Regions from separate parts of the Homo sapiens genome. Here region 1 is linked to region 2. Evidence: chromatin loops called from intact Hi-C (ENCODE). Cell type or tissue: mammary epithelial cell. All regions are shown on one strand. Each heading gives the region's core, and the rest is flanking DNA. Links, peaks and the distances in the headings are about the cores only. Region 1 has its middle 110 kb from the start of LINC02344. Region 2 overlaps STARD13 (StAR related lipid transfer domain containing 13).

Region 1 (16,745 bases), core at 5,189-13,188, 210 kb after region 2:
TCTTTTCTTCTTAGAGAAAAGATGTTAGAAAAAGTTAGAATACAAATGAACAGGATTTAATAGAATAGTATTTAATAATTAGTTTCTAGAAAAATTATGTGGAGTGATTTTTTTTAACATCTGCTCAGCTCTTTAGGTTAGAACAGTGCCTCATGAAAGGGTCCACATTCTCAACAGGACAATTGCACGGTTGCCTGGGGGAAGGGGCAGCTTCACAAAACAACCTAAGCCTATAAGAAGTCATTTAAATCTACCAATATTTCCAAAGACTGAATTAGTTGCCAGAGATTAATGTATTTCAAAGTTATCTGCTAGACTGCAGTCAGTACGATAGGTGATTTAAAATTTTCTATGGTACTATATTTATTTATATGAAAATCACAATGAAGATAATGGGGTATGAATAGTACTTTCAAGATTATATGTTTGCACATAACATACTTATAAAAGGCATTTTCAGAAGCAAAAATTATGGCTGCTTTTTAATGTTTGTATTTTCTTTAATGCAACACAGATTTGCATTAATCTCTTAAAACAGAGATTGCTGTTTCAAGAACAATAAAAATAAACATTAACTAATCTCAAAATGATTTAGAAGATGTGGGCATACTATAGAATCTAAAAAAATGAAATAACGCTTTATTTTCACCATTAAATTTATATTACTTAATAAAACAATATGCCATAAATAAAAGTAGAGAGACCCATTTTTTAAACCTCAGACAGATAAAATCATGTTATTGAATAGACAATTTTTATTGTTTTCCTTCCAAATCATGGAACAAATGAGAAGATTAAAAGGATGTTTTTCAGCAAACGTCTGTTATTGACAACAAATGGCTTTGAACAACAAAATAAATTGATACTTCGGTGCTTCTGATTGAAGAAAGTATTGATTATACTAAAGGATTCTTTTAACAAGATAATATTGTTTCTCTTTTGCCAACAAAGTTCCTACTAAGTATTGTGATTACTTTCTGCTTTCTGGTCATAATCTCATCTTTTCAATGTCTCTCATCCTCTAGAAGAACTGCTCCTATCTCCCAGAAGACCTCAAAAGGGAGAAACCAGGAACTGCTTTGTCTTTAGTTAGAATTTGTTCAGGTCTAGCTTCCTTCAAAGACTCTCTAGAAGCAACAACAGCAACAATCTCTATTACATTGGGTTCCAGAGGAAGATGTGAATCAGGCAGTTTTAAAACACAAGAAAGAATCACCAGGAATCACCTTGCAGGAGTCAACAGTGGGTCAGGGTCACATCCTCCTGCTACGTCACGTTCCGCCTTCCATCTGCGTATGCGGAGGGGCCCCTTCAGTATGACTACCATATTACATCTCTGCTAAAACAGAGATCAGACCTCTTGCGTTCTGTAGTTTTGTTTTTCAGAGAGCATTCTCTTGTGAACACTGAGTATTTACAAGGAACATTCAAAGGAGGGTTCATTAACTATAATCATAAAAATAATGCTTCCTTGATTTTAAAAATATGGCCTGTGTCCCTGTCATGCCCACCCTCTGAGTAACAGCAGAAATATCATAGAAAATGGCTGTGTATTTGCCCCCTCTGTGTATTTCCTTATTCTCTTCCCCCATTTGTGATGAGTTCCTTCAGGGAAGGCACTGTTTTTCTTCTATGCATTCCTTGTAATGAGTCACAATGCCCACTCAATAAATTTATGAATCCATACACAGTAGTAGAAGTTTGTGGATGGACAAGCAGTAGCAACTTAGTCAATAGTCAGCCCTCCATGATATTCTTTGGAGAGTATTTGTTTAGTGAAAGGTACACAGTCTTAGAAATCAAACAAGAGGCCAGGCGCTGTGGCTCACGCCTGTAATCCCAACTCTTTAGGACGCCGAGGCAGGTGGATCACTTGAGGTCAGGAGTTCAAGACCAGCCTGGCCAACATGGCGAAACCCCATCTCTGCTAAAAATTCAAAAATTAGCTGGGCATGGTGGTGTGCACCTGTAATCCCAGCCACTCAGGAGGCTGAGGCAGAAGAATCGCTTGAACCCAGGGGGTGGAGGTTGCAGTGAACCTAGATCATTCCACTGCACTCCAGCCTGGATGATAGAGCAAGACTCTGTCTCAAAAAAAAAAAAAAAAAAAAAGAAAGAAAGAAAAAGAAATCAAACAGAACGAGATTTAAGTTCCAACTTATACACTTATTGAGCAAATTAACATTTTTGACCCTTACTGTTTTATACATATAAAGTGAGGACGATACTTCCAATGATATAGGGTTGTTTTGAGGACTGAATTAATGAATATACATAAAGAATGTCAAAGTCTCATAATGCTTTCTTGGCTCATGAAAGCTCTCAGTCAATACGGATCTGTATTCCTCTAGTATCTTGGAATTACTCTCTTCAAACTGGGGTATTCGGCAATGTGCAAAGAGGGCCACAAAGCCACCAGATAAACACGAGATCTTCCTGCTGCATATACGTTTCTTGGTGGCACTTAACTTTATTAATATAACAGCTATTGTTTAGGAGTTCATTTAGTCAGCAAATGTTTTTGAGCACCTGTTGTATGGCAGCAGTCTATTGGGAGCAAGGGATAAAATAGTGAACAAGACATGGACTTTCTAGCCTATTGGAAAGGAAGAAAGGAAGGGAGGGAAGGAAAGAAGGAAGGAAGGAAGGAAGGAAGGAAGGAAGGAAGGAAGGAAGGAAGGAAACTATAAGTTCTGACAAGTGCTCTGAAGAAATAGAGATTGCAGCCATAGAAACTAGTTGGGGAAAGAGTCAACTTCTTTAGCTAGAGTGAGCAGAGAAGGATTTTTAAAACAGGTGGCATTTAGGTTTCAAGAGAAGGAGACAGCCAAGCTAAGTTATGGGACAGCAATGCTGAAGTCACCTGAAATCTTAAGGCCAAATATAAATTTCATATTTGTTAGTAGGGCAGGTTCCTTGACTTCTCTGCTACTCAAGGCTCTTCAGTAGATGTTTGGGGAACTTTGCCCGGAAGAAGTCCATGAATTCCACTGCGAGAGGTAGGAATGGTGGATAGAAAACACTCTCCTTTTCCCTATCTGTATTTAAGTTGGCAGCTTGCAAGAGCTAAAACTAAGTACTCAGAATAACTTTCAAGGGAATAAGCTGATATATCTCAACTATGGAGGGAAAGATTGTATTTTAACTAGATTTATAAAGCTCTTAAGCTTTATGTGGCACTTGCATTTCAAGATAGAGATTCCCACTAATTAAAATCAAATAAAACTAAGGTTCTTCTTGGCACACTTTGATGCTTTCTTTTTGCCTCATGTGGCTGTATTACTACAGAATGGTAATTATCTCTCTACATATATAGCCATAGGAAATCACAATTTAAAAATCTTACTAAATTACTATAAATTTCATGAAATAGTTATAAATTTACTTTTTGAAAGGCTCTGGTTTCACTGGAAAAATCTAGAGAGATAATTTAATTTAGGCAAGCTTCTTGAAGGAGGGATAATTTTATCTCACTTTATCTTTGTATTGCTAATGCCTTGCACAGTGCAAGGGACATAATAATGTTCAACAGACACTTAATTAACTAAATTGAAGTTATAATTTCATATTGGAATTGATAAAGGGTACCAAAAATCTCTTCGGCTCAGATATTTGTCACTACAATTAAATTCTAGTGAAACAGAAGAATAGGTACACTCCATATAGTACATGATTTTCTTCATAATAATTGGATTTGGCTAGTACTTTTGATTTCCTACATACTCTATACTTCTAACTCTTGTGAAATTCTGTTCCTGACAGATCCTTCTATTCTTGATAATGTGCCTAACAAAACGCCATAACACAATGAAGCTGAGAAGGTGGGAAGTAATTATAGCTCTTGGAGGAAGGTTGAATAGCTATGTCCGTGAAGCGTCTTTTGAAACTGTTCTAAGAAGAGTTGTCCCTATTGCCCTAGTGACATTACTCAGAGAAAAAAATATATGATTTCTTCAGATGTGATTTTATTTTCCTTAGGTTTTAAAATTGTTTTCTAAACCAAAGAAAATTTTTTTACAATCTTTAAATGAATAGTATGTTGTGCACTAAGAATGGTACATCAATGTGAGATTCAAATATTCTTGACAGTGAAGAACACAGTAATTTGGCTGTAGTCTCCTATTGACACATTTAAAGAAATGATAATACATACAATGAAAAGAGGAATTAAAAAGCAAATTAAGTCAACCATCACTACTTGGGTTAATTTTATAGTATGTGTATATTTAGGTATATATTTACTCTTCAAAAATAAATTAATTTTTCATTCCATTAAGCAAACTATAGTATAATATATAACATTCATTTCTGTTGTGAATTTTTATCTAATAAAGGCCACAGCATAATAGGCATAAACTGGGAGGAATTATCCCACTGTTGCTACAGTAGATGTTTCTTTCATCACTAGGCTGAGATCTTTTGGTCCCAGTGGACAGCTTAAACTGCCTAGAAAAGAGTGGCATTCTCTCTTAATCTGTAGTGAAAGCAATAATGACTGGCCTTTAAACCACCTTATTGTGCCTGTGCTTTTCTGCTGGAATCTCTTTTACTTTGGGTTTCACATTTTACCCCCATCAGTGACTGAGACCAGAGGAAAATGTGAATCAGGCAGTTTTGGAACACAAGAAAAAAATCACCTCACAAGGGTCAACAGTGGGTCAGGGTCATATCCTCCTACTATACGTCACATTCCGCCTTCCATCTTTGTATATGGAGGGGCCCCTTCAGTCTGACTACCATATTCTGTTAAGGGAGGAGACCACCCCTCATATTGTCTTATGCCCAATTTCTGCCTCCAAAGAAAGAAAAAGTAAAAATTAAAAGGCAGAAATGAAATCCACAAGCAGACAGCCCAGTGCCACACCCTGGGCCTGGTAATTAAAGATTGACCCCTAACCTAATCGGTTATGTTATCTATAGATTACAGACATTGTATAGAAAAGCACTGTGAAAATCCCTATCCTGTTTTGTTCCAATCTAGTTACCGGTGCATGCAGCCCCCAGTCACGTGTACCCCCTGCTTGCTCAATCGATCACGACCCTCTCACATGCACCTCCTTAGAGTTGTGAGCCCTTAAAAGGGACAGGAATTGCTCACTCAGGGAGCTCGGCTCTTGAGACAGGAGTCTTGCTGATGCCCCTGGCCGAATAAACCCCTTCCTTCTTTAACTTGGTGTCTGAGGAGTTTTGCCTGCGGCTCGTCCTGCTACATATCTCTGCTAAAACGGAGCAAAGCTCTTGGACATTCCAATCAAGAAGCAATGATGGAAAGCCAAATTAGGAATGAGGGCAGTTGACTTTACATTTTACAAACAGCAGAAAGGAATGAACATCAAAAGTTTAAATTATTAATGATTTAATTTGAAAGATGAGGTTAAAAAAGGGGGGATGACTGTAATTAAAAAACCCAAACTTATGGACTGCTTTGTATCTGCATGGAAATTGGAATTAGGCTTCTATAATTCTCCTTTGATTTACATGTTCAGAAAAATTGTTCTCAGATATACTTCACCAATATTTCCTTCTCCCAGAGTGCTTTCCATAAATATTTATGTGAAAATCGATTTGACTGTCTTCTAGATTTTCTGGCCTGCTTGCTTATTTGATTTTTTCCCCTGCCAAATGAAGCCCTGAATGACAGAGTGGTTAAACAGCGAAATATTCAGGCTGTAGTAGACCGAACTCTCATGCACGATACCTGAAGACCCACAGGTAAGCTCCACATCCAATCTAGGACTATTAAACCACTTCAGAGCCTCCATGGCTGAACTTCCTCACAGAGATGTAATTTGTTAGAAAAGTACTTGTCATTTCCACCCAGAAGTCAACTACGGTTGTTTCTTACTTTCTTGATTGTAACTTTTACATGGTGAAAAATATTCTTTTGCTATAATAAGTTGGATATACTTATAAAATGAAGAAAATAGACTTATTATTCTAGTTATCAGTTCTCCAGGGGAAATACTTTGATTGTCTAAAAGCTTCACAGGCTGCTCATTAGTGTAAATCCCTTTTTTGGTCATTTCTGAAGCGAAACACGTTCTTTGCTGATGTAAATGCAGTATCAGCTCCTTTAATTCAAGTTGGAATTTCAACAAGAGAGACGAAGCACAGAGGGTTCTACTTATGTCATAATTTACTATTTGGACACATTCATATGATTTTAAAAGAGGTCTGTGCTTATTTCCCACTTAGCTGCCAGGTGGTTGAGGGTTATATATAGTTGAAGTCCCAAATATAAAAGTGGTCATGGACAAAAATTATGCATAGTTGATGCTACAAGCATTTCTCAGAATGGCAAGAACAAATTCTGCTTGGTTGTTTAGTGGGAGAGCTGATAGGTTCGGCACACTCACTAAAGACATTTTCCTGACAAAGTTCTAGCCAGTCATTTTTGCCTGGAGGCCCAGTGTAAAGGCCTCCTTGCAAATCTCCCCAAGAGCTGAAGAACAGCAGATGACTATATCCCAGAGATCCAATGCTCATCCTAAGCATAAGTGAAGCTGAGATCTTGGGTGTCTGAATAATGAACTGAAACTGGTTCTCAGCAGATTATAGAAAAATGAGTGTATAAAAATGGAAATAATGCTGGCACCAATGCAGATAAGGGTAGCATCAGACTATTGCTTTTAGAGGCATTATTTGACAAGATACTTCAAAATTGGGCTTTAAAGATATAAACTCAGAGAAAAGTGTTAACTTTCAAGTCTAGCAATACGCTATCTACAAGATATGAAGAATACATGCAGTGGAATCACATAAAGGGCTTTGAAGGGGTTCCTTTCTATGTATAAGCATGTAAATGACCGTATGAAGTGAGGACTGATATGGAGATTTCAGAATGTCTTATCCATAATGACTATTCAAATGAAAAGTACAACAACAGCTGCTAAAGAGTTGGTAAGAAGTGGTGATTCAAGATTGGTTAGCTGTTAGTTTACATAGTCATTAAAATAAGATTCCACAAATAAAGCTGCCAAGTATTCAGATTTATACAGAACATTTCCAAATACAAAAGCTATACAAATAAACCACTACCCTCATATATGCCTTATTTTCAAGAGGCCTTACCTTCGAAGCAGATGTTTCAGTAAAGGTGCAATCTTTTATTTAATTCCTATTTAACTTACAAGGTACATTTCAAGATAAAGACTGGTTATGCAAAGCAACTTCTTTCTGTGTAAAATCAACTTTACAAAATGGAGATAAACTCAGCAGCATGGCTGCATGAGGACCAGAGAAAACCCAATGAACTTTTCCAATTTTCAAAATGCAGGTCAAATTCTGATTTAACATCATACTGTATCCATCAACTTTGCATCCATGATTCAGCAACACTTATGGCATGTTTAAATTTATAGGGATGAGGCAAAGCTCTCCAAACAACTTTTATACATAAACAGGAAAACATTTTCTCAGGGAGACTTACCCACTCTTTCTTTGGGTCTGTTATCAGAGAGCACCTGTAAAAAAACAGTATCACTCTTAATATCTCAAAATTATACCACTTTTGTGAAGAATATTGAGTTTGAGACAAAAAATAAGATTGTAAAATTAGAATCAAATGGCCTCCAGAAATGAAAATAAAATGCCAACTGAGGCATGAAGATTGAATGATTTTAGGAACTACACAAATCATCAGGAATCATAAAAGTCATCAAAATACTCATTCATGGGGAAGACGCATTAAATGTATTTTTCTCTGACTTAAGTAAAGATTTATACAATACAGGCCTTGTGCAGTGGCTCATGCCTGTAATCCCAGCAATTCAGCAGGCCTAGGTGGGAGTTCCAGGCTTGAGCCGAGGAGTTCGAAATCAGACTGGGCAACATAGCGAGACACCCTGCTCTACAAAAAAATTTTAAAATTAGCCGAGCATGGTGGCATGTGCCTGTAGTCTCAGCTACTTGGAAGGCTAAGGTGGGAGGATCTCTTGAGCCTGGGAGGCAGAGGTTGCAGTGAACCGTGATCGTGTCACTGCACTCCAGCCTGGGCGACAGAACGAGGCAAAAAAAAAAAAAAAAGATTTACATGATACCATGTGTCTATTTAGTAACTGAGAAGAAGACTAAAGTCTAGTTTTAATCCACTGCTCCAGGGCCCTGGTGCCACCAATAGTCTCCTTAGTGCTAAAGCCAGGCCCTGCGTCACTGTGTCTCTCAGTGACATCACAGGCCCTAACTCAGCTGACTACTCCTTCCTTCTGCAACTTTATCCTTCTGGCCTTCTGAATCCCATGCTGTCCCTGCTGTCTTTTCTACCCCTCTGCTTGTTCCGTATCATTTTCTTGGTGGGCTCTCCTTTTGCTTGTGCCCTTCTTATATGCTGATTTCATTTACTTAAGTTTTATTTTGTCTTGTTAGGGATGGGTGCTGGCCCTTCTTCCCTTCTCACTTTGCACCTTCTTCCAGGGTGATCTCATGTACTTTCCATCCATATTCTGATAACCTTCAGGTTTAGATCTCCAACTTAGGTCTCTTTCCTTGAGCTCCAGGAAAACAGCGATTTTTTTTTTTTTTTTTTTTTTTTTTAAGATAGAGTCTCACTCTGTCACCCAAGGCCAGGCTGGTCTCGAACTCCTGAACTCAAGTGATCCGCCCACCTCGGCCTCTCAAAGTGCTGGGATTACAGGCATGAGCCACCGTGACTGGCCAAGAACAAACTGTTGATTGCACATTTGCCTTTGGACATTTCACATCAGACACCTCAAACTCTGTGTCCAAAACTCAACGTCCTCTCCTCCCCTCCCACCTCCTCCTCCACCTCCTTGTCCACACACACATACAGATCCCCTGTCTATGTTCCCTCTGTCTTGGTGAATGGTGTTTCCATCTACCTGTTTGCTCAAATCAGAAACTCAAAGATCACCCATGACTCCTTCCTGTCCTCACTACATCCTGCTGAAGCCTACTTCCAAATGTTGCTTGAATCCATCTGCTTCTTTTCATCCCTGCTGCCACCTCCTGGGCAACATTCAGGTAATACCTAGAAAATTGCAATAGTTTCCTAACTTCTTAGTCCGATTCTAGTCTTAATTCTCTCCAATCTATATTCTCAGCCAGTGTGATTCCTTCAAAATCAATGTGATCACTTCAATCTTCTTAAAATCCTTCAATGATTCCTCATTACTCTAAGAATAAATACAGTTTTGTGGTTAAGATAATATGTTTAGCAATCAGAAAGACAGTTCCTAGCCATATGACCTTAAAAAAGTGACCACATTTCTCTAAGCCTCATTTCCTCATCAGTAAAATGGGGTTGCTTTGAGGAGTAAGTACAAAAATTCAGGGGATGTCCTGAGCCCCAAGTGTAGCAGAGAAAAGGTATACAGTAAATATTGGTTGATTATTGTGAAGGAAATTCGGAAAAACAGATGCTTACGATTATTAACTTTTTCAAAGTATCAGGTACACAGTATTCTACAAGAGTCAGTCAGGAAAGAGGCAAAATGATGATGCAGTTAAAGCTTTGTCCTTGATACCACAGTTCCTTCCCATCCCATTGTTTGTGTTTCTCCCTATATTCTACGCCTGTGCTCATACTTGCCCCGGGAAAAAGCAAATCCACAAAAGAGTTGGTAAGTGACAATAAGATCCACTTTTCCCAAGGATATTCACATATGAAAGGGACATCATTTGACAATAAACACCAATAAAAGAACTTCATTTCATTTTAATAAATGGTGCAACTTCAGACATTTGTGACACACAGAGGAGAAAAGATCCCTCCATATTTTTAAACTAATATCAGTGGTTCTGACTTGGTCTGGAAGCAAATATATTTAATGACTATTTGACCTGGAATAAGAAACAGAGTAAACTTAGAAAGTAAAATAAGCTGTGTTACTTGAACATAATAAAACATTAAGCATTATTCTCTAAATACAATAATGTTCTGACAATCATGTAAATTAGAAATAACCCAGTAGAATTCTTCCATTTCAGCTGTTTAAAAATTCTCACTTACGAACTAAGAGCAATTGCTGCCGAAAAATTTAAGCCTCACGGCTTGAAAAGGAAACAAAACACAGAAGTATGCTTTCTCAGCCACACCTTGAGATGGAGTGCTAACAGAGCTACTCATACATTAATAATAATAATAATAAATAATCCTTGGCACAATAACTGAAAGTCAGATTACTTGATTTCAAAATAAATCAATGCAACCCAACTGAAATAGGAATTCCAGAGAGAATATTTGACAAAAGTATGGCCAAGTATTATCTTGTCCTAAATGTAGAATATTTAAAAGGTAAACAGAGTTTGAATTTGATGAATATATGAATGTATACAGAATAGGAACATTTCAAGTGCGAGGTATCATGATGAGATAAAAGGAGAAACTAATTATCTGAAATTAAAGCAACAAAAGTTAGTGTTTTGAAAAATGAAAAATATTTGAAAAATATTACTGAAGTTCAAAGATGTTAGAGATATTAAAAATGAGCCCCTCATGTATCTACCATTTTAGTAGTACATGAAACATTAGAAGCAGAGGCATAGGGGCCCTCATTTCCCAGGAAAATTGATGAGGCAAAAAATGAATACATAACACCCATTTTCCATAATATATTAATTGTAAAACATTCATAAATGTGATGGTGAACATATTCTTCTTTATGGATTATATAGCAATATTTTAACATAATAATCTTCACTTAAAATCACAGGATGCCAGGGGCCAGGGCAAGAAGGAATAGGGAGTTATTGATTAATTGGTACAGAGTTCAGTTTTACAAGATGAAGAGTTCTGGAGATGGACAGTGGGGTTGGTTGCATAACAATCTGAATGTTCTTAATACCACTGAACTGTACACTTAAAAATGGTTAGGATGGGCTGGGCGCAGTGGCTCACCCCTGTAATCCCAGCACTTTGGGAGGACGAGGCGGGCGGATCACAAGGTCAGGAGATGAGACCATCCTGGCTAACACGGTGAAGACCCGTCTCTACTAAAAATACAAAAAATTAGCCAGGCGTGGTGGCAGGTGCCTGTAGTTCCAGCTACTCGGGAGGCTGAGGCAGGAGAATGCCTTGAACCCAGGAGGTGGAGCTTGCAGTGAGCCAAGATAGTGCCACTGCACTCTAGCCTGGGCAACAAAGCGAGATTCTGTCTCAAAAAAAAAAAAAAAATTGGTTAGGATGATAAATTTTATGTTAAGTGAATTTCATAACAATTAATAAAAAGGGTCCCCCCCCCAAAAAAAAAACACTAGAAGCACACACTCTATTGCAACCCCGTATATTGAACCTCCTGCTGCTTCCTACTTCAAACCCCTCTGTTTGGAAATCCAAATAGAAACTCTTTAGAACTTAGCAATATAACACATTAAGAGGATGTCTCGGCCATGTGTGGTGGCTCACGCCTGTAATCCCAGCACTTTCGGAGGCCAAGGTGGGTGGATCACTAGGTCAGGAGTTCAAGACCAGCGTGGCCAACATGATGAAACCCCGTCTCTACTGAAAATACAAAAATTAGCTGGACGTGGTGATGTGCACCTGTAATCCCAGCTACTTGGGAGGCTGAGGCAGGAGAATCATTTGGACCCAGGAGATGGAGGCTGCAGTGAGCTGAGCCGAGATTGTGCCACTGCACTCCAGCCTGGGCAACAGAGCGAGACTCAGTCTCAAAAAAAAAAAAAAAAAAAAAAGAAGATATCTCTAAAATCCAAAATGTGACTTATGGATAGACAATTTTAGAAAACTGCTCCTATTGGGGGGATAATTATTCATACTCACCTAATAATCCTGAGATTATAGTTAGCTCTATAAACATGAAGGAAGGGTACACTTTGGAGCAGATGTGAAATGATGTCACTTATTCACTGATGTCAGTATAGTTAGATCACGTGTCTCTCGACCACCAGTGGGTTTTCTCTGGGTATTGTATTCACTAAACATTTGCCGAGTGCTTAGTCAGTATATAGATACACACATTTCTAGCACTATGCTAGGTGCTTAACCCTTTCTGTTGTGTAGGTGGCTTGGAGCAGGTAAGTGGTCTATATTGGAGATCCAAGAACTCTAGAACTGTAAGAATTATCTCATGGATAATTCATGGATAACTATTAGAATTATCTCATGGATAATTCTCATGGAAAAAACATGACTGTAGTTTTGCCATTTATCACAGACCACAGATAGCATAAACCATGTTTGGGTGGCTTCAGTTCCTTCTTAATTAGCAGTAAATTCCTTTGAGTTACATTTAAGGGTAATTTGCAGGCCAGGTGCAGTGGCTCATGCCTGTAATCCCAGTACTTTGGGAGGCCAAGGTGGGAGGATTACTTGAGGCAGTGAGTTTGAGATCAGCCTGGGAAACATGAGGAGATCCTGTCTCTACAAAAAAAATAGAAAAAATTAGCCAGTGTGATAGCTTACATCTGTAATCCCAGCCACTAGAGAGACTGAGGCAGGAGGATCACTTGAACCCCAGAAGTTGAGGCTGCAGTGAGCCAGTGTTCCCACCACTGCACTCCAGCCTGGCTGGCAGAGTGAGATCCTGTCTCCAAAAATGATTATAATGTAACAGTAAAAAATTTCAAAAAGTCATTTGCCTCATTTGCTGAGATCCCCCAGAAAGTGTTAATTTTGTAATACCTCCAAAGCCATAGTAGTTATAAATCCATGTTCATGCAGACAGTCTAAAAACATCTTAGGTATTTATTTTATGATAAGGCTGGATATAAAATGCAATTGCTTTTTGAAACAAATGTACCCAGTAATGTATCCTTTGCCCACATAGCCAAATATGACAGATTAAAATACAGAACTGCGCTAAGTAACCATAAAAACATTCAGATAATTTTTTTTGGGAGGCTATGTCCCTTAGGGCTTGTAATGATCAATCAAGTCAATGAATAAATTAACTACTATTGTACTAGTCAAACTAGAAAGCAGTTTCAACACCTGCTGCTCCTGAAAAACAAAGGGCCCATTTTTTCCTAATGCCCTCATGTTAACCTTTAAAACCAAAAGCAGTAGATAAAAATCCCAGAGTAAATAAATTCTTATGTAAACATGGAAGCTATTTTATTATCTGCCCTTTACTTTATTCAGAACTCACCTGCTGGTTTCAAACTCAATAGGTTATATTCAGTAGTAACCTTGATTTGAATATTACTGGATAATGTCTAAGTAACAATGAGTAGAAAAGGTTAATCACTAGATTACCACTAGAAAGTTAGTTTCCTTAGACAAGTATATGGGATATATTACACACTGAGTTTGGCCCGAGTAATTTATGGCTGACTTTGTTATAGGTGAATTATATCTCAAATAACCTTTTCCTAAATCACCCTTGTCTTAGTTTGTTTGCGTGTTGCTACAAAGAAATACCTGAGGCTATATATATAAATAAATATATATATATGTTTATTTGGCTCACAGTTCTGGTATCCCGAACAGCTCAAAACTGGGCAAGGGCCTCAGGCTATTTCCACTCCTGGCTGAAGGTGAAGGGGAATTTGTATATAGAGAGATCACAGGGAGAGAGAGGAAGCAGAAGAGGGGCCAGGTGCCAGGCTCTTTTTAACGACCAGCTTTCACAAGAACTAATAAAGTGAGAACTCACTCACCCCTCAACCCAAGTGAGGGTTTTAATCTATTCATGAGGGATCTGCCTCTGTGACCCAGACACCTCCCATTAGACACCCATCTCCAACATTGAAATTAAATTTCAGCATGAGTTTTGAGGAATCAAACATCCAAACTATAGCACTCCTCATGTTAGCTACCCAATAGATCATGTACAAATTATACATAAAAAGTATAGGGTTTAAAAAAAGAAAATAAAATATTTCAAAGCATTGTAATCTGTAATTGCAGAGTCATTTTGACAAGACAGTCTTAAAGAAGAGGTTAACCAAACTATCAGTTGATGAAGAAGTAAAATGAAAATATAATGTTCCTTATTTACCATACTAAATTCTCACTATTCCCTTTAAATTTGAATTCAAAATATTGCAAGCATGGCCTTGCAGGAAAGTTCCCAAAACTTTCTATTTCTGCAAAAATTCTATATAGTGATTTCTGTCTAATTATCAAAGCTATTCTTTCCCTGACTCAGGCCGAGAAAAGGCCATACTGACTCTTAGCTAGAAGGAGGGAAGAGACAGGGATGATCACAATTTCCTCACATATGACTACGTGATGAAAGCTAAAAAGAAAAAAAAAACCAAAATCACTAAAAAAGATAGATTATATAGTTTTAAATATACTTTTTATTTTTGTTTAATCTTCCCTGATTTCCTATAGATCTGAGATATGTCATGCTTATTTTCATTGCTATATAAAAATCTCAATAAACTTTATACATAAGAGTAAAATGAAAATCCACTTTTGTGGACTGAAAAATATTTCAGTTTCACCTATGATATATAAATCTCTCTGTTTCTAAATATAAATTTTGGTGTATGTATATTAGCGTTCATGTATTTGAAATAGAAGGAGTAATACAGAATTTTAGACATTTAATCTAATGCAAAAACACGAGTCTTTACTAGTTCAGTGAGTCTAAAATGATGCTATTTAATAAACCATAGCATTTTAATAAGCATTCTTGACATCTGGTGCTAATAAAAAGGACTATGTTTTACAGTTAACATTTAAGGAAAAAACATGACTGTAGTTTTGTTATTTATCATAGATCACAGATGGCATAGCCCACATTTGGGTGGCTTCATTTCCTTCTTGATTAGTTTACATAAAGAGGCTACTTGTTCTCTCTCTTTCTGTGTATATTTTATACAGGATTTGGGCCAAGTCCCAGAAATTAATACATGAACAAAGAAAGGAATTCATTAAATTTAATGTGAAGTTTCTGAAAAACAAAACTGATTATAGACTTTTTCTGGATCCAGTTTAGTTAATAGATTCATTCTAAAACAAGGATCCAAGGAATTTTGCATCTGGAAAAATATTTGAAGCAAGTTTTCTGGAAATGCAAGAAACCGCAAGGACCTAAAAACGTCCGTCTCTTGTACAACTATGTGCCCTAGGCAAATACTTACTAGTCCTTCTATCCAAAACAGGTTCTTCCACGAGCTTGTGTGCAAGCCAGCAGCTGAGCATGATGCTGCTGCAACACCTAGACAGGGATGTAGGCTTCCAGGTGCTCTCCTTGCCTCTGGCTAGCTCTTTTCCAACCATGAAACTGAAGTATGGGCTTCCCTTTTCCTACTTGCTCAGACTTTTTGTGTTCTTCCCTTTAGATCCTTTGCTGAGTGTCCTGCTCCAACTTGGACATTAGACTTGAGTTGTACTCTGACTCTCATTAACCCCAACTTACCACTTCCTTACACGTTCCTCTGGAAAATGTCATGCTTATCTGGAAGCATCAGTGCAAGAGTATAAAACATATGTCATATGACTTTTCACTAGATTTTGTTAGAAGGATTGAAAATTAATGATTACATTTACCAGATAGTAATAACAGAAATAGTATGCTCTAAGATGCTCAATAAGACACACAGAAGCTCAGACTGAAAAGACAATAGATTAATCTGTGAGAAATGGAGAGATGGGAGTGTTAATTAGCTCAAAATCCAACAAATTTTATCCTCAGAATTCTTTAATTCTGAAAATAAGAGAGAAATAAGATATATATATAAACACCATTAGAAAGCAATTAAATGCAGAATTTATTACAATACAGAATTAACTGATTGAGATAATAAGCACAATTAATTTTTAGAATACCTTAAAGTTAGTGAAAGAGGTTATGTATGCTGTTGAAAATCTGACTAGATTAGAATAAAATTGAGTTCTTCTTTAAACTAAATTATCGTTATTATTATTAAATTTTTATTGATACATAATAATTGTACATACTTATGGGATATGTGATGTTTCGATATGTGTTCATTGTGTTATGAGCAAATCAGATTATAATAGCGTATCCAGCACTTAAATATTTATCATTTCTTTTTCTGAGTACATTCAAAACCCTCTCTTCTAGCTTTTTTGAAATATGATACATTATTGTTAATTCTCCTATTCTCCCTCCTCACTACACTTCCCATCCTCTGGTAACCACTATTCTACTCTCTACTTCAATGAGAACAACTTTTTTAGATTTCATATAAGTGACATCATGCAGTATTCATCTTTATGTTCCTGACTTATTTCACTCAATATAATTTAACAGGTTCATCCATGTTGCCACAAGTGACAAAATATTCTTTTTTTATGGCTGAATAGTATTCCATTGTGTATATATACTGTATTTTTAAGCTCATTCAACCACTGAGGGGATTTAGGTTCTTTACTTACCTTGGCTGTTGTGAATTGTACTGTGCTAAACACAGGAGTGCAAATACCTCTTTGACATATTGATATCATTTCCTTTGGATATATACCCAGTAGTGGGATTGCTGGAGTACAGGGTAGTTCTATTTCTAATGTTTTTGAGGCACCGCCATACTGTTTTCCATAATGGCTGAACTAATTTACATTTCCCCTACCAATGTGTAAGGGTCCCCTTTTCTCCGCGTCTTCACCAACATTTGTTACTGTTTGTCCTTTTGATAATAGTCATTCTAACCAGAATGAAGTGATATCTATTTGCATTTCCCCGATGATTAAAAATGTTGAGCTTTTTTTCATATATTTCTTGGCCATTTGTATGTCTTAAGAAATGTAAAGTCAGGCCTTTTGCCCATTTTTTAATTGAGTTTTTGTTGTTGTTGTTGAGTTGTTTCAGTTCCCTATATATTTTGGATATTAACGCCTCATCAGATGCATAGTT
Region 2 (16,745 bases), core at 5,018-13,017:
GGGAGGCTGAGGCAGGTGGATCATGAGGTCAGGAGTTCGAGACCAGCCTGGCCAACATAGTGAAACCTCGTCTCTACTAAAAATACAAAAAATTAGCCGGGTGTGGTGGCGGGTGCCTGTAGTCCCAGCCACTTGGGAGGCTGAGGCAGAAGAATTGTTTGAACCTGGGAGGCGGAGGTTGCAGTGAGCCAAGATTGTGCCACTACACTCCAGCCTGGGCAACAGAGCAAGATTCCATCTCAAAAAATAAATAAATAAATAAAATAAAGGCTGCATTTAATATTTGATATCTCTAGAAAACAGTTGACTGAAAGTCATCCAGGTTCTGATTCTAATGGATTACACTATGTCATTAATTGTTTCCATAATTCAGAACAACAAAAGAATAGCATTTTTATATTAACAGAAAATGTTTGCCTTCTATAAAATGAATGGAGGGATACAAAGTTATAGAGAACTGCAAGAACAGATGAGAGATTTACTGAATATCGTTGGAGCAGTTAGAGGAGTTCACAATAGTCCTTACATTCATTACAATAGTTAACTTACCCCCATATCCATATAGATAAGCCCTGGAAGAGTATTCAGTAGTAGATGGACTACTGAAATGAAAACACTCGTCATCAACTTAAAAAAAAATTGTGGTGAAATAAACCTAACAAAAATTGTACCATGTTAACAATTTTAAAGTGTACATTTCAGTAGCATTAAATATATATTTATGCAACCAATCTCCAGAACTTTTTCATCTTGCAAAACTGAAACTGTATCCACTGAACAACAACTCCCCCTTTCCCTATTCGCCAGCCCCTGGAAACCACTGTTGGATTTTCTGTCTCTATAAGTTTGACTTCTCCAGGTGCCTCATGTAAGTGTTTGTCCATTTGTGATTGGCTTATTTCACTTAGTATAATGTCCTCAAGCTTCACCCATGTTGTAGCACGGTAAACATTTCCTTGCTTTTTAAGGCAGACTAACATCATCATAAACTTTTGCAACTTATGAGAACTGCAAACTGACAGTAGCGCAAAAGCATCAGTCTTACTTTGACATGCATCCCCCTCTTCCCTCTGAGTTGGGTTCCTGCTGATCATCTGAGTGGATCCCTCCTCCTGTTCCTCTGTTCGGCCAACTCAGCTCCTCCTTGGGTCTCCAGCTAACTCTCGTCCCATTCCTCCATGCAGGACTGGCTATAAGACTTGTGGATCCCAGTGCAAAATGAAAACACAGGCCTCTTGCCAAAAAATTATTGATAACTTCTGTCTCAAAGAGATATTTGTACATTCACATTCATAGCAGCATTATTCTCAATACCCAAAAGGTAGAAGCAACCCAAGTACCCATCAGATGAATGGATAAAAAAATGTGGTATATACATACAATGAAATATTACTCAGCTTTAAAAAGCAAGGGCATTAGGCTGGGTGCGGTGGCTCCCACCTGTAATCCCAGCACTTTGGGGAGCCAAGGCAGACAGATCACAAGGTCAAGAGATCGAGACCATCCTGGCCAACATGGTGAAACCCTGTCTCAACTAAAAATATAAAAATTAGCTGGGTGTGGTGGTGCACACCTGCAGTCCTAGCTACTCAGGAGGCTGAGACAGGAGAACTGCTTGAACCCGGGAGGTAGAGGTTGCAGTGAGCCGAGATCACACCACTGCACTCCAGCCTGGCAACAGAGCGAGACTCCATCTCAAAAAAAAAAGGGGCATTCTGACCTATGCTGCGACATGAGTGAAGCTTGAGAACATTAGGCTAAGTGAAAAATACCAGTCACAGGAAGATACACTGCATGAGGTACCTAGAGAAGTCAAACTCATTGAAACAAAGTCAGATGGTGGGTGCCAGAGGTTGCGGAATGGAGATTGGAGAGTTGTTTAATGGGCATAGAGTTTCAGTTTTGCAAGGTGAAAAAAGATCTGGAGATTGATTGCAAAAGAATGTGAATAGATTTAACACTACTGCACTGTACACTTAAAAGTGATGGAGATGGCAAACTTTATGTTATGTGTATTTTGCTACAATTTTACAAATTATTAATAATTTCAAGACAGCAACAGCAGAACATTAAGCCAAGCTCTGGGGCCTTCTGAATTCCAGAACCTGTGCAATCTACATAAGCATCCAATATATAATATTAGCAGATAGACAACATTTCCCAAAGCACCTTCTGTTGCCTTTTCCTACGACACACATCATGTCTACTTCTCCTGGGTTTCCATTTTTCTTTTTCTTCACAGCCCTCTATGTTAGAGATGAAGAAGAAATAAGATAGCTATATGTTCTATGCACATAATGTGTAAATGGCAAGGCCCTAAAGATTCTCAGCCATTTGAAATGTTCAGCAACCAGCAAAATGTTCAAAATTCCTTTTTGTAACAAATAATGTCACAGAGAGAACAGAAGAAACATGTCCTCGTGACTAACTGCTGTAATTCTTATTTGTTCCCAGGCTGACTTTTCCTAAGACTGGATTAATTTCTTGTTGGACCACTGGCCTGTGAAGTGCTGATAAATTAAGTGATTGGTAAATACGATAACTTTCAAAGGAAAAGAAGGGTTAGGAATCCATCTGCTACTCAGGATCACTGAAGAATTTCATTTCTGAAAACAGACCACCTGTTAATTTAGTTAAGATCTGATAGTCAGCTGAACAACTTTGGTGGAAGTCATCCAACTTGTCCTAGATTACCCAGCCTGTGCTGGCAGGTCTGAGAGTCTGGAGAAAGATGTTAATGAGTTATCTGAGGACAACAGCTCAGGCAATACATGGTTATAGAGAAGTCCCACTTTGGTCCTTCAAGAATGATGTTTTTACACTGCTGTCATAAAACAAAACTGAAAGCAACCTGGAGACATTTTAGAAGCTCATATGTAAGACACTTCTGGTTGTATAGGCGAAATACACTTAAAAATACAATTATGGCCAGGCACGGTGGCTCATGCCTGTAATCCCAGCACTTTGGGAGGCCGAGGTGGGTGGATCACCTGATGTCAGGAGTTCGAGACCAGCCTGGCCAATGCAGTGAAACCCCATCTCTACTAAACATACAAAAATTAGCCAGGTGAGGTGGTGGGTGCCTGTAATCCCAGCTACTCGGGAGGCTGAGGCAGGAGAATTGCTTGAACCTGGGAGGTGGAGGTTGCAGTGAGCTGAGATTGTGCCACTGCAGTCCAGCCTGGGCAACAAGAGCAAAACTCCATCTCAATATATATATATATATAATTCTATGTATAGTAGTTAAAAGTGTGGGCTCTGGAGCCACACTGCCTTGTGTTCAAATCCTGCCTCTATCTTGTAAGTATGCCCTGAGCAATTTACTTAGTTTCTTTGTGCTTCAGTTTGTACATTTATAAAATGAGAATAATAATAATAATATTTATGTCATATGGTGGTTGCCAGAGCAAATAAGTTCACACATGTAAGCACTTAGAACAGTGCCTACTACATATTAAATGATCACTAAATATTAACCATTATTCTCCCTAGCTTTAGGAATTCCCTAGATCACAGGTTTGGTGAGTGATGGCCACAGTTGATTACAGTAGGGGAGGACACCTGATCCAAGAGGCCCTAATATAGGCTTGATTGAGCCAATAGATTCCTACTCTGGGGAACCTGAATTGGGTGACCCAAAACAGTTTGAATCCCTGGTAGGGAGAAAAGAGAGCAGTTACACTTGATAATGTGCAGGCTGAGAAAGCAGCTTGACTAGTTAAGAGTAATACACAACTTGAGGGGAGAAACAAAGGTAGGAAACACCAGGTAGCCATAGGATGGAGATAATGCTCTCATCTTTTCAGGATTTCATTTCAGTTGCCACAAGCCCCAGCTGTATTTTCTTTCCTAGTCTTAGATTTGGGGAATAGTACTGTATCTTTACAATAAAGTCTGTATTAGTCAGGATAGGCTAAGTTATGCTTCAGTAACAAATAGCTCCCAAGTCTCAGCAGCTTCATACAACACAAGTGTACTTATCACTCTTTGTGGCCACTAAGGGTTGGCAGTGAGGCTCAGCCCATATTACTCCCTCAAGGACACAGCGTGATGGAGACTTCATCTCAACAGTCTCACCACAGTTACAGGAAGGAAACATGGCAGTCACACACTGGCTTTTAAATCTTCTACCTGGATGTGATTCATGTAACTTCTACTCACATTTCAGCAGCCAAAGCTAGTCACATAGCCATGCCTCATATCAAAGAGGAAATATAATCTCACCACATGCCAAAAAGAGTTACATTAGAATATTTTGTCAATAGCTAATTGACTACTACATCCACCATTAGTACTTCAGCCAGTTTGAATGGGTCTCTGTTCCTTCAGAAAACAACATCAGCAATATTGACTAGAACACAAATGAGATGTAAAACATCACCATCTTTGTACATTTTCCTCTCGTAACTATGCTTTTCTAAGCATAACCGACCTTTGATTCAGCAGTTGGACAGTTGCCTACATCATCCCGTTCTTTTCAGGAACAAATGACAGTAAAACCTGAATATTTCAGGAATGAGGTATTTCAGGATAACAGGATTTTGTGTGTGTGTGTGTACCTAAAAATATAACATTAGAATATCTGAACTTAAAAAAAAATAACTTTTTTGGATGACAATATTTTAAAAATAGATATATTTCTTTCTTTCTAAACGGAATATACATAAATAATTTAATATATTCTTAATCACTGAAGATCAACATTATGAATATCAGACACTGTACTGTGATGTTCTTGGTACCAAATAAAACATTCATTCATTCAACAAACATATACCAAGTGCTATGCCAGAAACTGGGAAATACATGGGAAATAGGGCCATTCCTGACCTCAGGCAGCTGTGCAGGGTCTTTGAGCCAGACTGGTTTTTTACAGTTATTTTCTTCTCCTCTATTGCTATCAACAAGTCAGTCACCACTTCTGGCCGCCGTCTGTACATCTGCAGTCCCCCTGTTCCTTCTAACTTTTATTTTTTAATTCTCTAAAGTCCTAGAAACAAAGCTTGTTAGGATTACGTGTAAAGTAAGAGTAAATAAACCTAGTTGTAAAGATGCCAGGAACTGTCCTATGAATAAAACAGAAGAGCTTTGGTACATAATATTTATGCTGCTTGTTTTTAGGTCTTTTCTGTATAGCTCATGCTACCACAGAGCAGAATTTTGGATAAGCGAAGTATCACTGTATCATAAACGTAGAGGTATTAAACACCTAGCTTTCTCATTTCCTTGGCACAATGATCTTTGATATATTTTTTATGTTTCATAAAATACTGCTTTGTGCTCTTTAAATCTTTTCCTTAATTAAAAAAAAAACAACTCTTCGTATTAATATGTGATTTCCTTCTAATAGTAACATTTAATTACAAATTTAGAAAACTACATAACTGAAGTAACACTTGCACCAAATGGATTAAGCTCTGATATGGACTGAAGTGTGTCTCCTCCTCAAATTCATATGTTAAAGCCTTAATCCCCAGTGTGACTGCATCCTTAAAGATGGGATCTTTTGGAGGTAATTAGGGTTAGATGAGGTAGGGCCCTCATGATGGGGTTAGTTAAGTCCTTATAAGAAGAGACATCAGAGAGCTTGCCCTCCCTCCACCATGTGAGGGCACAGCAAGAAGGCGGCCATCTGCAAGCCAGGCATAGAGCCCTCACCAGAACCCAACCATGCTGGCATGCTGATATCAGACTTCCATCCTCCAGAACTGTGAGAAAACAAATTTCTGTTGTTTAAGCCACTCAGTCTATGGCATTTTGTTACGGCAGCCTGAGCAAACTAATGCAAGCTCCAAGCAGTTTCTTCTTAGAGACAAACTTTATTTGTGCTTTTTCATTTTTTTATAAATAAGTTGTTCTTTTGCCCCAACTAATCATTCCTTCATTTTTGGCTCATAAAAGTACAGGAAGTCTTTAGTAAAAGTCTACTGCCAGCTATTGCCATAAGTGTTAGGATACTTGAACAATAGCTTTCAAATTTAGTTCTTTTTTTTTTTTTTTTTTTAGATGAATATTGTTTTGTCGCCCAGGCTGGAGTTCAGTGGCACGATCATGGTTCACTGCAACCTCCACCTCCTGAGTTCAAGTGATTCTGCTGCCTTGGCCTCCTGAGTAGCTGGGATTATAGTCATGCATCACCACACCTCGCTAATTTTTTTATTTTTAGTAGAGACAGGGTTTCACCATGTTGGCCAGGCTGGTCTTGAACTCCTGATCTCAGGTGATCTGCCCACCTCGACCTCCCAAAGTGCTGGGATTACAGGCATGGGCCACCACACCCGGCCTCAAATTTACTTCTATTATTCAGATAAGAACATTTCATAAACAGACAATTGGACAATAAATGAAAATGTAATATTCAGGCTAGTCCAAGCGATGTTTAGGTAAAAAGTCTATTAACTTGACTCATACTATAAAACATCTATCTTTCTCTTAAAACAGTACTTCTTAACTGTTTTTAAAGATTTTTAGGGATCTTAACACATTTCTCTCCATTAAACATATGGCATATGTATATTCATTCGTTCTTATAATTTCTGAAGTTTTAAAGAGAAGTCACCAGATTAAGAACCTCTGCCCCAGAGAAAATTAAGCAAAACCAAACTGAGTGTTTTCAGCAAAGCAAACTTCATTCCTAACCTTTAAATGGCCATAACAAAATGCCTCAGTGACCAGTTGCTTTGAATTGGTCTCATCTACAACCTGCGAGCTTTGCTCAGCCCTCTGATGTGAAGTAACATCAGATCTCTAGCCATAAAGCCATTCCCTTAAAGTTCCATCGTTAGTCTTTTCTATCTTAGTTCAAGGTCTGCTGGCAGTGATGGACTCATCAGAATCTCAATGTCCTCATAGATAGCTAAAATACGATCCCAGGTAGTTCAACCATATGTGGATTTAAACAGATACCTAATTTGTTCCAGAACTACTTTCCATATCAATACCTTGAAAATACTTTGTAAGTTAAATCTAAAAGGAGGCATGGAAACTTCCTCTACAAATAGTGAAGCTAGTCCAATTCTTAGGGAAAAGAGACAGTCATTAACTCTATATTTAGAGCTAGGCATTCCATTCCCCCAAACTACTCTCTCATCAGCCTAATTGCTTGAAATTCCTGTTCTTGTTTAACACTAGGGCAAAGCATTTCATTTTAAATTTGAGATAAGGTTTATACTCCAAATACCCTGAAAAAGGTAATTTAGGGTATTAGGACCACTTTAACTTGGACATGACTATGGAGGGGGTACAACAGGGAGGCAAGATGCTGGATGCAAACCTAGATACCAAAGACAAAATGAGGCACACTTCCCTCACTCCCATTTTTTCCTAGGACAAGCACCATAAGGAGTATCAGTTAATTGAAAAAGTCTTTACTAGATGCCAGGAGCTGTGTCAGGTACTGAGGTTAAAGTGATGAGGAGAATACTGCAAAGCACAACACCATCCTGACAACATGTGAGAAGCTCAAAGCCCATCAGAAGAAAGAGACAGGCCCTTTACAAATGAACATAATGATAGATTGAATGTGCGATCGTAAAACGAAACAACGCAGAGCAGTTTTTAACAGTTGCGTGGTGGGGGAAGGGAGATGCAAATAAAAAAGAACATTTGACTTGGATTTGTAAGGACATGAAGAATTTTGCCAGGTGGGGAAGTGGTGGAAGGGAGGAGTTATTTCAGGCAAAGGCAACATAAAAGCATGGCACAGAAGCATGAAGAGTACATGGAGTGCTCATGGAAAATCACTGAAGGCTGGGAGGGAGCCCCAGTGGATTCTGGTGGATTGCAGCCTCTGGCGAAGGCTGAGGTTGCCTCTGGACCACATTACTCCCCCATGTATTTCTTTATAGAGACATATTATTTTCAACTCTTTTGAGAAGAAACATTCATACTGATTGTTTCTTATTTAAACTATGAATCTATTAAAATATCAGGCATTCTTCATAAAAATCATTGATAAAAAATGAATTAAGAGTACAGTTCATTTACAGTGTTTTTTTTTTGGAAGTTAAAATTGAGCTCCTGTTATAAAACAGAGACTGTGTGGACTCCTTAGTGAAAGAAACTCAGTTCAGAGGACAACAGGCGACAGTGGACAACCTGGTCATATTCTGTGGTTAGTCAACCAAGAGTTTGATTCCACCAGTATCCCTATCTTCCTTGCTTCCAAGCATACTATTTATCTTTAAATTAAATACTAAATGAATAACATGTTTGTGATTGCTAATTCGGACATGGGTCACACCACAGTTTTACACCTTCGAATACAAGATTTCTGCAGTTCCACTACATGTCCACTAGAGGCCTGTGAAGAGCTTTTTTCCCCCATCACGTAGAGTCTGATAACCAAAAAGGCCAGAATTAAAACAAATAAGAAATATTGATTAGACACGAGTAAGACAAGGATCTAATTGGTACGTAACCTCACAGTAAGTATCATAATTGTGGATAAAATAATCAAAATGCAACATTGTTTCAAAACTCCAAGATACCAAATTGCAAAACTTATGAAACTACTCATATGTAACCACAAAAGCAAAGTTAAAAGAAGTAGGGCTTTGAAGACTTCAGCAACCATTCCAAAAGGCCAGCAGACTCTGGCAGGCTTTGACTAGGTGGAAGACTGCACCAAGTGGTGAAGCAGCCTGAATAAAAATTGCCAGCAGCCTGTATGGGCTTCTAGATCTTCAAATGCATACTCAATCTAAAAGGCATGCAACCAACGGAGGGAAAACTCCTTGGTGGGAAAGTAAACAATGCAGTGATTTAAGGCAGATGGGCTGAAAAGGGACTTCCTAAATAGCGACTCCATGGAAGTAAACAGGGGAAGACAGTTGAGATACGGCCAGGACACTGAGATGACACAGACCAAAACCGACCCTATGGTGAAGACTGTGGAAACTCTCAACTTAAGAGGAAAGAGGGCAACTTAAAGCAAAACACTTAACATATTCGATTTGCCAGGACAACCGCAAGACTGCGTGAGCACTGGAAAAATTACCAGAAGGACAAGATGCCCTGTAACATCCCTTTATCTCTTGTCGAACTCAAAACAGACTTTCATTCATTTCATGGTCTGCTTGAACAAACACAAACAAAGACGAAAAATACTAAAAGTCACATCACCCGTGCCAGGCATGGACACGCGAGTGCACGCGTGCACACACACCACACACACACACTACTTCTAGTCTATTTACAGAAATGGCCTGTTTTTCACTAGCTTTGGTTAATTAGCAATCAGAAGAGAGTTGTATGGGGTTGGAAGAAAGAACCCTTTGTTTGGAAAACCTGTGAAAATATTCCCTCAGAAGCTTGTAACTTTCCCTACGCATCACCCTGGCCCTGAGGACAAGCCCCTGTGCCAGAAGCCTCAGTGAGGCACACAGAGCTCACATTCAAAGGCAGCTCTCTTTGTTGTCCCCCAGGAGTTAAACCTTAATGGGTTCACAATTTGCAGGCTTTTTTGGAGAGTGGCTTAGTGGTGGTTGCCTGCTGCCAGAAATGGAGCAGAGACAAACCCTAGTGAATCCCACAGCTGTTGTGGCTGCTCCATTGGAGAGAAGAGCAGTTGCCTGAGGCATTTCAAAGACAAGCAAGAACACAGGGAGACATTATGAGGCCTGGAAGCGAATTTGCAATTATTGGGAGCAGATGGTCAGTCCACATGGGGAAGAAGGAGATTGTAGCCATCGTTCTCCAGTGAAGACCATGGCAAATGGTAATTCACTGAGTCTTATGTCCCCAGATAAATCTTGTATTGGAAAAGTATTCAGCTGCAACATAAGATCATCATCTGCAGCTAGTTAGTTTTACTGTCACGCTCTTGACTTCTAAACCTAAACAGCCACAACTTGGACAGGAAAAAGCCAGTACATGCACATCCTACCTTGGTTAGAAAGAAGAAGAGGCGTGGCTGCTCTGGTAGAAATAGGGAGAATACTCATCCTGGCACCCTGGGTTTCCTGGAGGCAGCCTGCCTGAACACTGCCTCCAACATTACTTTGCCCAGCCCTTTATTTCAGAAAAATCTTCATTTTAAACAAACATTCATGAATGCTGGGATACTGCTGAATGATTTTGAGAGTGGAGCTTTCATAATCTTCTTTTGTAAGCTATATCCACTTTTTTTCATCACCCTTTCCGGTCAAGGGCTGCTTTCTGATGCACAAGAATTCTCTTTTGCTGAAATCTCAGCCTATTTCCTGTTATCCTCATGTTGATTCATCTGAGAATCACATTATCTCTTCTAAAACACTGTTTACTTAGTCCATTATGACACGTAAGGTCGGTCTTTACTCATTTTATGTTTGAATGATTAATTTGTTCAGTTTATGCAAAGTACTCTTAAGTACCCCTGATGTGCAAAGTGCCAGCGAGGCACTGAGGAGGATGGAAGAACCATAACTGCAAGATGCTAAGAACCTGGTGAAGGAAGCAGAAACACTTGGGAAAGAACTCTAATACCTGTGAAGTGCCAAGATACGGGCATAGTCAGAATGTTGTGGGCATATAAAGAAGAGAGAAAATAATACTTATTTCCAACTGGAGAGATTGGGACACTAGCTTAGAAGGAGATAGAGTTTAAGTTGGGCTATATATAGGATGACCTACCATCCCAGTTTTAAAACTTAAAGTCCTGCATCTCAGGACACTCCTCAGTTGGCTGAGTGAGTGATAAAGGACAGTTGTAACTTCAAGTTTATCTCAAGGGTGAGACACAGTGAAGAAAGTCTCAATGGCAATGGGCTGGGAGTGGAGATGAGGGGCTGGTCAGGCCCTCAAGCTGCTGACTTGGCAGCCATCGGTGCATAAGGCCCTGGACAGGGTGAAGATTTTCAGGACAGCAGGGCCAGGCTCTCACTGTGCCATACATTGCACAAGGCACCAGGGAGACGAGGCTCAGGCCTGGCACATGGGTGGTGGCTGAGTGGCTTTCTTTAGACTGGGTATGAGCTCTGGTGCTTCGTAGTCCTGGGACTCCTATAACACACATGAGGGCTTACTCAGGCTGGCCTCACTGCCCTGCAGGCTAGGGCATTAGAGAACCCTACATTATGAATGAGGGACTGGAGGAGGGGCAGATTTGGGGGAGTTGTGGTTTGGGCCATGCGCATCATCTTGAGTTGAAGGTAACATAATAAAAACTTGTGGCATGCGTTCACATTTACCATCTCACTTTGGAGCTCTATTTAGACCCACATCTTAGAAAACTAACTGTTAAAGAATGGCCTTGGTCACATGGCCAGCAGGGAGAAAGCTGGGGCACAAACTGCAGTCTCTGTTTCTGACTGCAGGTCCGGGGCATTCCCATAACTTTTCCAGATGACTAAGGTTTACCTGAAACTTTAAAGATTTTAACAGTTTCATGATTCAGTGTCATTTTAGTATATAGGGTCATCCCTTGGTATCCACAGGGGATTGGTTCCAGGCTCCCCTCACCCATTCTAAAATCTGCAGATGCTCAAGTCCCTGATATAAAATGGCATAGTATTTGCATGTAACCGAGCACATCCCGCATATATTTTAAATCATCTTTAGATTACATGTAATACTTGCTTCAATGTAAATGCTATGTAAATAGGCCAGGCATGGTGGCTCATGCCTGTAATCCAAGCACTTTGGGAGGCCAAGATGGGTGGATCACCTTAGGTCAGGAGTTCGAGGCCAGCCTGGCCAACATGGTGAAACCCTGTCTATACTAAAAATACAAAAATTAGTTGGGCATGGTGGTGTGTGCCTGTAATCCCAGCTACTTGGTAGGCTGAAGCAGGAGGATCACTTGAACCCGGGAGGTGGAGGTTGCAGTGAGCCGAGATCACGCCACTGCACTCCAGCCTTGGTGACAGAGCAAGACTCTGTCTTCAAAATTAAATAAATAAATAAATAAGCTATGTAAATAATTCTTGTATTTAAAAATTTCTTTTATTGTTGTACGGTTATTCTTTTATTTTTAATTTTTTTTCAAATATTTTTATCTGGGATTTGTTGACTCACAAGTGGGGAAGAACCCTCAGATACAGAGGGATACTGTACTCTGTTTAGTCATCTAGATCACTGGTTAGTGTATTAAATCTTATATATCCCAGGACAGGTGAAAACACAATCACTCAATTTATAATCTCTCATCTCTTCTCTTCTCCTCCAGAATCTTGCAGTCATGCTCCAAAAACTTTGACGACGTGTATCTGAAACCAGCCCAATTGTCCCATAGAAATGATATTTGAATGTTTTTGAATAAACATAGAAATTGACCCTCTGAATTAAAACTAGAAACTTACACTTGTCTATTCTGAGTGCCTTCCTCAGGAAATCAACCCTCACTCAAGGGAATGAAACTCACTCAATCACTACATCCAGACAATGAGATACAAGACCCCTCATTCATCATGATTGCTTCCTTGTTCCTCCCTAATTCCCTGTTTTCCTGTATAAACCTCCCAATTTTAGTCCATTACTGAGATGGATTTGAGACTAAATCTCCCATTCTCCTTGGCTGCAACACCTGATTAAAGCCTTCTTCTCTGGCAATACTTGTTGTCTCAGTGATTGACATTCTGTGCTGAGAACAGCAAGACCTAGACCAAACCCCTGGCACTTCAGTAACATATCAAGCACTGCTCAATGTGATAGCGACAGGAGGCAGCCAAATGCCTCAGCAGATAGGGGCAGGTACTGGGTGAAACCCCAACTCCAAGCCAAAGAGAGTTTAAAGCCTGAAAGTCAAGCTACAAGTTAAATCCTCGGATTGGACTGAGAGCTTGTCTTCCTGTTTGGTGTGCTTTCCTCTGATGGATCCCCACCCTTCATCTATTTTACATATACCTACCCTTTCCTAATTGGTTTTCTACACTGTCAGGCCCACCTTTGAGTGGTATCTTCGCTTTAACCTTTTTTGCATACTCACAAACCAATCAGTATGCACTCCCCATCCTGTGCTTATAAAGACCCCAGACTCAGTCATTAGAGGAGACGACAGCCTGACTGCAGGGAGAGGGACAACCTGACTTCAGGGAAGACGACCTGCCCTTCCTGTCCCTTCTCCAGTTCTCCTCTCCACCCAGAGCCATTTTCAGCCCTTAATAAAAATTCTCTGCCTTCACCATCCTTCAGTTGTTCACATGATCTCCTTTGTCTTGGATGCTGGACAAGAGCTCAGGACCCATCAAGTGCAGGTACTCAGAAAGGCTGTAACACCAGCCCTTTGCCCTTGTTGGCAGAGCAGCCACCCCACACGATGAGGCAAGGGGCCAACTGAGCTGTTAATACAAGTCTGCAGATGGCAGAACTAAAGGAGCACTGTAACACCCCCTCTGGGGCTTAGGGTTGCAGTCATCCTTACCTGGGTGTTGCTGCATTCCCCTCAAGGTGACACACCTGGTCTGGATGCAGGCCCTGCACAGAAGTTGCTCCTGTGTCAGCAGCCGGAGCAGCCAGCCGGATCTTGCACTTGCTTGCTCACGTGCTCCCTCCTGCAAGGGGTTGAGCATGGCAGACCGAATAGGTGGGGTGCCCCTTCTATGAGTCTGTTGAAGGGGCCAAGAAAAATCCTGCATCAAATGCACCAGGCCCTCACTGTCCCAGGCACTGTGGATGAGCCAAAGATATGTATGATCATATCTGTGTACATATGTGGCTTATAGCATACGTACAAATAGAAAAATATGCCAGACTGGCTGTGTCTGAATAGACCCTCTTGAACCTCTTGGTTCCAGCCCCCAGTGAAGTAATGATTTCATCAAACAGATGCAGAACATCTACCCCTCGAGATGGAGAACTACTGACTGGTACCCGCTTTTCTGGTCATAAGCTGAGTTTTCTGCCCCTTTGTCCTCAAGTGACTTTGAATTTTGTTCTTTTGAGAAAATGCTCCTGAGGATACAGGAACAGAGTCCCAGCTATTTTCAAAGGTAAGAACCAGCCTTCCTCTTCCTGTAACTCTGTGTCTTCACACTCATCATGCCATCTGCTCTCTTCCACTCATGGGCTCTCTCAAATGCTTCACTGACATTCCCCTTGCACAAGGCCGCAACTGGCCATGGAGTTCTCATTAGTAAAATGGTGCTACTCAATGTTCATCCACCTTACATGATTTTCGTGAAAATTAACTATGAAGTTTGAGGGACTTTTTTAATGTTATGAAATGTTAGTCTAGTTTCTTATAACTTTTTTTGATGAAAGCAAAAATACTGTGATTTTAGCATTCTGCCTCCAACAAATCTACCTCTCTTTGGCCTGAGGCAAGTCACCTAATCTTATATATCAGTTTCCTGTGTGTAAAGCATGGAAAATAATTGTTACCTGGCTCACTGGGATTGCCAGGTTTAATTAGTTATGACTTTAGAAGGTTGTAAAAAATTGCTTTGTAAACTATTCATAACAATGATGGCATACAACTCCTTCTGATATCTTTATTCCTTCTCTGATTTCTTCCATATCCAGTTCTTCTGCTATAGAAATAAAAAGTCATTAGTGGTGAATTTGTATGTTTTTATCTGCATTTCTTCCTGTTCAATATTTTAAGGATCTTATGTATTATCACAGAAAATGTAAAAATGTTCAGAAAACTCCTTCCTCTGGTCTCTTGAAGCCATTAGTACAGTGGTTTTCAAAGTGGCGTCTTCAAACTAGCATCAGGAATGCTTGAGTCCCCAGTTCCCCAAATGTGCACCAGGGCACTCTGGGGCACTGTAGCAAACTCACACAGGAGGCTTGGGATATTTTTTAAATTCTTGAGAGGCTCACAAGCAACACTGGACATCTGTCAGACACTGAGCAAACTACTAGTCCAAAGTAGTTCCTGCTTTCAACATGAGGTCCTGTCAACAACATTCCTTTCCATGAGGCCATATCTAGCTGGATTTTTGGCAGATGCTGTGATAAAAAGCAGGTGCTATGTGAAAATCAATGTGGAACAGAAAATAAGGCTGGCAATAACCCATCTGATTCCCAGGTTTGAGAAACTGTGCAGTGTCCAGCCAGTGCAGACATCTCATTATTAAGTAATTGTGGTTATTATTAATGAAATAAAATATTATTTTTCTTTCAATTTAAGGGTGTTTTTAAAAATAGCTGCTAAGTTGTTAGGACATAAATACTTCTCCAGGTGTTTCGGTCTATGTACTTAATAAATGCAACTGTTAGGTATTTCTTTTGGCCTAGAAACAGAGTTACCAGAAAAGTCTGGTAGCCCTGTCGAAGGGCACTGTGCAAAAACTACTGAGGCCTTGAGGACACCAGGAGCCAAGGAAGTCTGGAAACCTCTGACATGAGAAATTGCTCCAAATGCAAATTCTTGGGTCCCCTCCAGACTTCCTAAATCGGAAACTCTGTGGGTGGGGCACAGTGATCTGTGCTTTGGCCAGGCCTCCAGGTGATTCTAATGCATGTGCACATTTAAGAAACATTGCATTAGCAGCTTATGTCCTAAGAGCAGCAGGTGTGCTTGGGCAGGTGGATGTTCCGTTGGTAAATGAACATCAGGCTAATCTCACAGTTTGAATGAGAAGGTACAGAAATGACCCAACTGGGGGCAAAAAATCCACCCCCCAAATCAGTTTACATAAATACATAATGCATATATCTTGCTCTCTTAAAGCTCATTCTAGCCTCTTAAAATTATGAAAACGTACTGTTTTTATTACAAATCGTGAGTAATTTGTGCTTTCTCTTGGGCATTTTGGGGAACCCGAAGTGCCTTTTGATTTTTGAAGATTGAATCACTCTATTATTGAATGCTTCAGATTGCTGAGAATGAATCATATCATTCCTTTCAGAAGACAGAATTTATGGCTGGCCAGTAAGGCATGATCCAAAATCTTTGGCAGGAATCTGATTTGCATTCTCTTCTGACTTGGTAGCAAGCAGGACCCTCCTCAAACGCCTTGTTAGTGTTTCTGTGGAGAGGAATAAGGAAGGACCAGGTGCGAGGAGTTCCCTGGGTTCGGTGGAAACGCATGGCTGCGTGAGTGTTAGAGATTTTGAGGAAAATCTCCTGTGCTGAATAGCAGACCTCAGTTTTTCATCCTGGTTAATCCTCTTAAGCCTTTGTACATATGCAAAGATTTCCAAACTTTGGAGTGCTAAATCAGAAGCTTTCAGCAACAGTCTTCCTTGGCATCCCCCTGTTTCCTTAGCAATATGGTGGTCTAATGCTGAGCATAAGGAAGCCAGTTAGGAAAGTGCATCTATGTGGATACAGGGGAAGAGCAATCCTTATTATCTTGAGTCCTCTGATGCTGGGATGGCTTCAATGCTTGATCTTGAGGTAACAGCAGGAATCAACTGGTCTTCAATCCCTTGCGGACAGTGAGGACAGTGCGTTACAACCACTCTGGCTCACAATAGCTACTCAATAGCTTTCTTCAACGTTGTTGCATTACTGAATGTATTACTTTTAGAAATTAAATTACAGCCATCTTCTGCAGTTGGTATAAATTCATTCCTTTCTCTTAAACATTTCAATCTCTTCTTCAGAGTTTGATAGTTTTTGACCACTGATTCCTTCCTGAAATTCTTTCTTCCCTAGGATATATACCCTTATGGAATTACTTTTGGTTTTCACTGCTCAATTTTCTTCTTTCTTCCTCTTCTTCTATATGTACTTTCCCCAAAGATCTACACGTTAACTTTTTCTCTTTTCTTCCTAAACCAGCCCTCTACAATCTTGTCCATGTCAAGGAATTCAGCTTTCTCCTAGTCATATCCTAATCTCTTTCTGCACTCAGCCCCACTCCTGGAACTTCACT

The links. Hi-C counts contacts between places; a loop is a spot of excess contacts. Peaks named below come from ENCODE experiments on the same cell type or tissue, not always from the same donor. Only the 100,000 strongest peaks of a DNase experiment are listed, where the experiment ranks them.
Region 1: a loop joins it to region 2, with 25 times the contacts of the local background. A loop is called at or near these places in 14 of 110 quality-filtered maps.

The regions. Positions count from the first base shown.
Region 1 is chr13:33,432,262-33,449,006 of GRCh38, forward strand. It overlaps a transcript of STARD13 not described here. Among named protein-coding and RNA genes, the nearest start is that of LINC02344, 110 kb to the left of the region's middle. In mammary epithelial cell, for the core only: a CTCF peak has its summit at 8,964 (motif pointing left); no DNase peak of the experiment used is centred there.
Region 2 is chr13:33,220,451-33,237,195 of GRCh38, forward strand. All of the region lies in intron 1 of STARD13 (StAR related lipid transfer domain containing 13), which reads right to left. Among named protein-coding and RNA genes, the nearest start is that of STARD13-AS, 49 kb to the right of the region's middle. In mammary epithelial cell, for the core only: a CTCF peak has its summit at 8,293 (motif pointing right); no DNase peak of the experiment used is centred there; H3K27ac peaks cover 1,761 bases.